2 separate regions of the Homo sapiens genome follow, and region 2 is linked to region 1. A link is a loop called in an ENCODE intact Hi-C map of the cell type or tissue named here. Cell type or tissue: ascending aorta. All regions are shown on one strand. Links, peaks and the distances in the headings refer to the core of each region. The heading gives the core; the rest is flanking DNA.

Region 1 (2,895 bases), core at 247-2,746:
TGCCCGCTTTGGCCTCCCAAAGTGTTGGGATTACAGGCCTGAGCCACCCTGCCCGGCCTAACGCATCCATATTGTTTCTTGATGCATTTCACAGTAAGTGGTGAACATCCGCTTGTGCATGTCGTTGACTAGAGTTCAGCATTAAAAACAGAGGGAATTATAATGACATCTGACTCGAGGCAGGGGAGAGGCACCCAGGCAGGTGGACCTGGCTGAAGTTGGAAGAGAAGGTTCCTTTTCCCTGCTGTTTCTGCGTCTGGAAACTTCTGGGGCCACGTCTGGGTAACTTCAGGGTGGGGCATGCCATCCCACAGGGCAGGCCGGGCTGCTGCAGGCCAGTCTTCCTTAAGTGGCCCCCAGCTGGTGCCCTCAAACACTGTTGAGGCTGCATTGTTGTTGTTGTTGTTGTTGTTATTTTATTTATTTTTTGAGACAGAGTCTTACTCCATCACCCAAGCTGGAGTGCAGTAGCACGATGTCGGCTTACTGCAACCTCCGCCTCCTGAGTTCAAGTGATTCTCCTGCCTCAGCCTCCCCAGTAGCACACTGCCATGTCTGGCTAATTTTTGTATTTTTAGTAGATACAGGGTTTCACTGTATTGGCCAGTGGTCTCGAACTCCTGGCCAATACAGGTCGAACTCCTGACCTCAGGTGATCCACCTGCCTCAGCCTCCCAAAGTGCTGGAATTACAGGCATGAGCCACTGTGCTCGGCTGAGATTGCATTGTTGTTGAGGGTGCATTGTTGTTGAGGGTGCATTGTTGTTGAGGCTGGATTGTTGTTGAGGCTGCATTGTTGCTGAGGCTGCATTGTTGCTGAGGCTGCATTGTTGTTGAGGCTGCATTGTTGTTGAGGCTGCATTGTTGTGTTGGCCACAGACGGGGCGGGGCCTGTGACGGGCAGTGACTCAGCCTCTCTCCCCTCATTCTTCCACAGCTGGAGCCAGACGGACTGCTGGTGTGGGTCCTGGCAGGCGCCCTGGGGCTCAGCCTCGTCTTCTCCCTGGTCTCAGTCCCATTGCAGTGCTTCCAGCTCAGCAGAGTCTATGGCTTCTGCCTGCTCCTCTTCTACCTGAACTTCCTTGTCGTGGCCCTCCTCACTGAATTTGGAGTGATTCACCTGAAAAGCATGTGACTGAAGCCGCTTAGTGCTGTGGCCTCACTGCAGGCAGGAGCCCCGCCCCTCCTGCCGGGGGAGGCCCAGGGACCGGAGCATTTCTGCAAGGCCCTTGTGGGCACGAGAGTGCGGCCCTTGCTGCTGGAGATCTGAGGTCACTGCTGTGAGCTGGGAGAACTGCTGTGTACCTCTTGCTGCCAGCACCCAACAGCCTTGCCGTGGGGACCTTGGAAACCTGGCTTTGCTCTGGACAAAGGGTTCCAGAGAGAAGCTAGAAGTCCCCCTTGAATGACCCCCAGAGCCCCTCTGAGAAGGGCTGGAGTTTGGGGGAAGGGGATGGCTGGATGTGCTCCAGGCCATGCTGGAGGTACCCCCGAGGCACAGGCACTGCCCGTTCCCCTTGCCTGGGCTTCAGGCCTTCTGGCACCTTCTCAGGACACAAGTGGCTGCCCAACCCTGACTCAGAGAATGAGGGTGGCTTGGACCCCTGGGAATCAGGCCGCCGAGGGCTGAGCTCCAGAGCCGCACCATCTGCCACAAACAGAATTCGAGACATACTTAATTTTGAATTTCTCCTTGCCACGTTAATAAAGCCAAAAGCAGCGGGTGCTATTCGTGGCAACACACTTCACTGAACCCACTTGCTTCCAAAACGATGCCAGCCCGAGGCACTGCTACGCCAGCAGCTGCCACATGGGATGGTGGCTCAGGCGCTCCCTCCAGGATTCTGCCCCTGCCTGTCCACAGACTCCTTTGTGCTGGAACCTGGGCTCCTCCAGCTGCCAGGCAGGAGTCGGTAGGACTGTGCCTGTGCCTCCCTCAGCGGGGCCCTGGGCGGGGTTCCAAGGCCTGCGAGCTGGGAAAGGACAGATGAGGGGACCTCGTGCCTTCTTGCTGTCATGCAATGACCCCGCCTTATGTTGCCGAAATAAGCAACTCTTAGGTTTGCCTGACTGCCTTATGCTGGTAAAGAAAAGGGATTCAACTGTCTCTTTTCCAAATAAAAAAAAAGTCAAAATTTCAAGTGTAGAGAAAATGACACCCCCAACTTTTACCAGTTCTTCCTCACCTGGGGCCAGTGCCAAGTGGCTGACCCCAGGGCACAGCTCGGGGTGGGGCTGAGGCAGGATCAGGAATGGCCATGGCCTTGGATGGGGCCACTCTCCCGACAATACCCAAAGCCACAGAAGTCAAGAGGCAGCAGCCATGTTTACAAAGCAGAGGCTCTTTTAGTAATGTGCTAGAAATCCAGAGACACAATGGGTTTTCTAGGAAACAAACCACCAGTGTACAAAACCGTACAGCATTGCTCCCGTGATCCGTACAAAATGATTGTCCGCATGGTGGAGTAAGGCTGGGGCTGTGGGAGGGGAAGCGAGGAGCTGAGGAGGGGCACAGTTCTATTGCCACCACCACCAGGCTGTGCCCCTGGCCGCCAGTGGGTGCCACTTGGGTGCACTCAACTATGACATCAAGGATGAGAGGGCATCTGAGCTAGATCACATCCCAGGGCCCACAGAGCTCACAGCCTGTGGGGGGACCCCAACTCCCTGCTGGGTGGGGCCAGGCATAACCTGGGGATAGCTGTCCCTAACCTCAATGACAAGGGCACCCACCCTGGCTGGACTCCCGTCTGTTGACACTGCTGCCATTGGGTATTTGTCAGGTCCTGGCCAAAACCAGGTCCTTTCTCAGGACAGGGTTGGGCAGATGGACACATTAACTCGCTCTGGACAGGGCCGAGATCCCACTCCTCCTGGAATAGGCCCCCCCACCTC
Region 2 (2,895 bases), core at 182-2,681, 53 kb after region 1:
GATAGCCAAGTCCTGGTAAGTCAGGATGTGAGCCTGGTGAGTCAGGGTGTGAGTGCAGATGGAGTGGTTTCTGGGAGAATGAGCCCCTGCTTGCTGGGGAACCAATCCCGGCAGGCCCAGCTTCCTCAAAATGAATACCCTCCACGTGGGAACTAAGAGCATGTGCAGGGGCCCCCAGCTGGCCTGAGTCATCAGCACTGTGTGTGAAGCTAGAGGACACTCTGCCCCACTGAAGCCCATCGTGCCCACTGGGTTCACTCCAGGACCTCTACCTGGGCAGCCTCGAATGCCAACAGTTGTTTACACCCACCTGCTCTAGTGGCCTGGTGCCTTGTTCTGACCTCCTACTGCCCACAGACCCTGGGCAGAACCTCCAGGTCAATGACTGGCACTCGCATCTTTGGAGTACCAGGCACAGAAAGCACAGGAAGCATCCTAGCCAACAAAGTGACCGGGCAGGCTCACCCCGCATCACCCCAGTCCAGCCCCTTCCTCTGTGTGCCGGGGCTGGCCCTCTCCAACTGGTGCTCATTACGGACCACGGAAGAAGCAACACCTTTGGCCTCTGACCTTGGCACTGTTCTTGCCCAGAGCAGAACGGGTTCTTCCAGGCCAGCTGGAAAGGCAGGAACTGGGGCACGTCGCAGGGGCCCAGCTTGAGAAGACAGGACGACCTCACCACGGGGCTGTCAGGAAGCTGGCCCTCCACTGCCTCCTCCAGAAGGCCGGCAGCTAGCCCTTGCCTCTGCATGTTTACCTTTCCTGGGAGGCAACCGGGCCGGACATAGGAGGGAGGGAGATGAGCAGCAGCGTGGGCAGGCGGGCAGGATTTGCAGTCTCCCTGGCTCCCACAGCCAGCAAGCTCCACATGCAGGTTTCAGAAAGGACCAGAGGAGGCTGACCAGGAACACTCTTGGCAACCAGGAAGACTGTATTCTGCATCTCTGTTCTGGGCCTCTGGGGAAAGTTCCACGAAGGGAAACATTTTGTCCTGCCCTTCTGGTGCCCTGGGCAGACAGCTCTCTTGGGAAAACCAGACCAAGAGGACAGGCGCAGCCTTGCAGGCCTGCAGACTTTGGCCACTAAAGATTTATGTGGCACCAGCCCCTTAACCTCCCTCCCTGAATCCTGGCAATCAGCCCGGAGGAGAGAACGTAAAACCACTCAGAGGACGGGAAGGAGTGGAAAGAAACAGCTGAACTGACAGGCATGAGAATACAAAACAACAACGCAAACTCTGACTCGAAGCAGGAGAGACATCCCGGTGCAGAGGACAGGCAGACAAACCAGAATGACCTGTTTGCACACACGGTAACACTCCCACATGCTGATGTCACAGGGCCCAGACGCTCCCTCGAAACAGCTGGCTGCTTTGCACGCCACATCGGAAATGACCCTGCAGGGAATCCAAGGTTTCTGTTTGCTGGAGCACAGCATGCAGCAGCGTCCTGGTGGTGCCAGATAAATAGAAACAGTTTCCATATGCCAGCTATAAAGATGCACTGGGGAGGAGCAGGAAAGAACAGGCAGGAGGGGAAGGCTTCCACGACCCACCCCTCACCCAGCAGGCGCAGGGGGCAGCCCGGCTGCGTAAACCACTGGGGCCTTTCTTTGGTGCCTGGGCCAGAGATCGCTTTGGATAAAAGGGCCCCTCCTGGGAGGGAGCTCTGATCAGAAAAAGCAGAGAATGACTGTTCTCAGGAAGGGTGATACTGAGGGGCCTACCCCTTTTCTTTTCTTTTTTTTTTTTTTTTTTTTTGAGACGGAGTCTTGCTCTGTCGCCCAGGCTGGAGTGCAGTGGCGCGATCTCGGCTCACTGCAAGCTCCGCCTCCCGGGCTCACGCCATTCTCCTGCCTCAGCCTCCCGAGTAGCTGGGACTACAGGCGCCCGCTACCACGCCCGGCTAATTTTTTGTATTTTTTTTTAGTAGAGACGGGGTTTCACCGTGTTAGCCAGGATGGTCTCGATCTCCTGACCTCGTGATCCGCCCGCCTCGGCCTCCCAAAGTGCTGGGATTACAGGCGTGAGCCACCGCGCCCAGCCCCCTTTTCTAACCTCTCTCCTTTTTATTTTCTTTCTTTCTTTTTTTGGAGACAGGGTCTCACTCTGTTGCCCAGGCTGGAGTGCAGTGGTGCGATCATGGCTCACTGCAGCCTTTATCTCCTGGGTTCAAGCAATCCTCCCACCTCAGCCTCCCAAGTAGCTGGGACTACAGGCATGGATTGCCATGCCCTGCTAATTTTTTGTATTTTTTTGTAGAGACAGGGTTTCATCACCATGTTCCCCAGTCTGGTCTTGAACTCCTGGGCTCAAGTCATCCACCCAGCTCAGCCTCTCAAAGTGTTGGGATTACAGGCATGAGCCACTGTGCCCAGCCTCATTCTCATTTTCTTAAACACACACAACCTCACACATTCTCAAATGCACACATACACCCTCGCACATCCTCTGTGAGACGAAACAGAACCCTGGACACCCAAGTTCACTCCAGCTGTGCCTCCTCCACTCCCCACAGTTCACGATCTTAATCCCCAGAGCCTCAGTTTCTTCATCCAGAAACTGGGACCAGTGCCAACCGTGCTCCCAGCATCTCAGAAACAAATGCGAATACTCACAAAGCACTCGGAGCCCTCCGGAAACCAGCGCCTACCAGAATGACAACGAGCAACCGCCCCGCCGCTTGCCAGTTGTCACTGAGAGCCCCACACCATGGGAAAGAGCTCAAAGAGGAGAGGAAAATAAACCAGAGTGACACTGATGAGTTTTCCAGGCACAGCGTTGCCACCATGCTTCTGTGCCGGCTGGCTCTTCAAAGGCCCCCAGATAAAAATCTAGCATGAGATGCTACGCCGAAAGAAAGCAAAATGCACATCCCCCTGCTCAGGCCTTCTCTT

Evidence for each region. A loop is a pair of places that touch in the nucleus more often than their neighbours do. Peaks named below come from ENCODE experiments on the same cell type or tissue, not always from the same donor. Only the 100,000 strongest peaks of a DNase experiment are listed, where the experiment ranks them.
Region 2: it touches region 1 in a loop (3-fold over the local background); 9 of 110 quality-filtered maps call a loop at or near these places.

Annotation. Positions count from the first base shown.
Region 1 is chr12:113,298,017-113,300,911 of GRCh38, reverse strand. TPCN1 (two pore segment channel 1) reads right to left here. Exons shown (of 28, transcript NM_017901.6): 28 at 2,327-2,895. It overlaps SLC8B1 (solute carrier family 8 member B1), which reads left to right. Exons shown (of 16, transcript NM_001358345.2): 16 at 938-2,141. The coding sequence ends at 1,135. Among named protein-coding and RNA genes, the nearest start is that of MIR6762, 7.9 kb to the right of the region's middle. RefSeq lists a silencer at 794-1,088 and enhancers at 1,127-1,822, 1,823-2,520. In ascending aorta, for the core only: a CTCF peak has its summit at 1,765; DNase peaks (open chromatin) are centred at 1,061, 1,181, 1,741 and 1,831; H3K4me3 peaks cover 1,429 bases; H3K27ac peaks cover 2,500 bases.
Region 2 is chr12:113,244,465-113,247,359 of GRCh38, reverse strand. All of the region lies in intron 2 of TPCN1 (two pore segment channel 1), which reads right to left. Among named protein-coding and RNA genes, the nearest start is that of TPCN1, 24 kb to the right of the region's middle. RefSeq lists enhancers at 189-852, 853-1,516. In ascending aorta, for the core only: no CTCF peak of the experiment used is centred there; DNase peaks (open chromatin) are centred at 1,159 and 1,359; H3K4me3 peaks cover 2,010 bases; H3K27ac peaks cover 2,500 bases.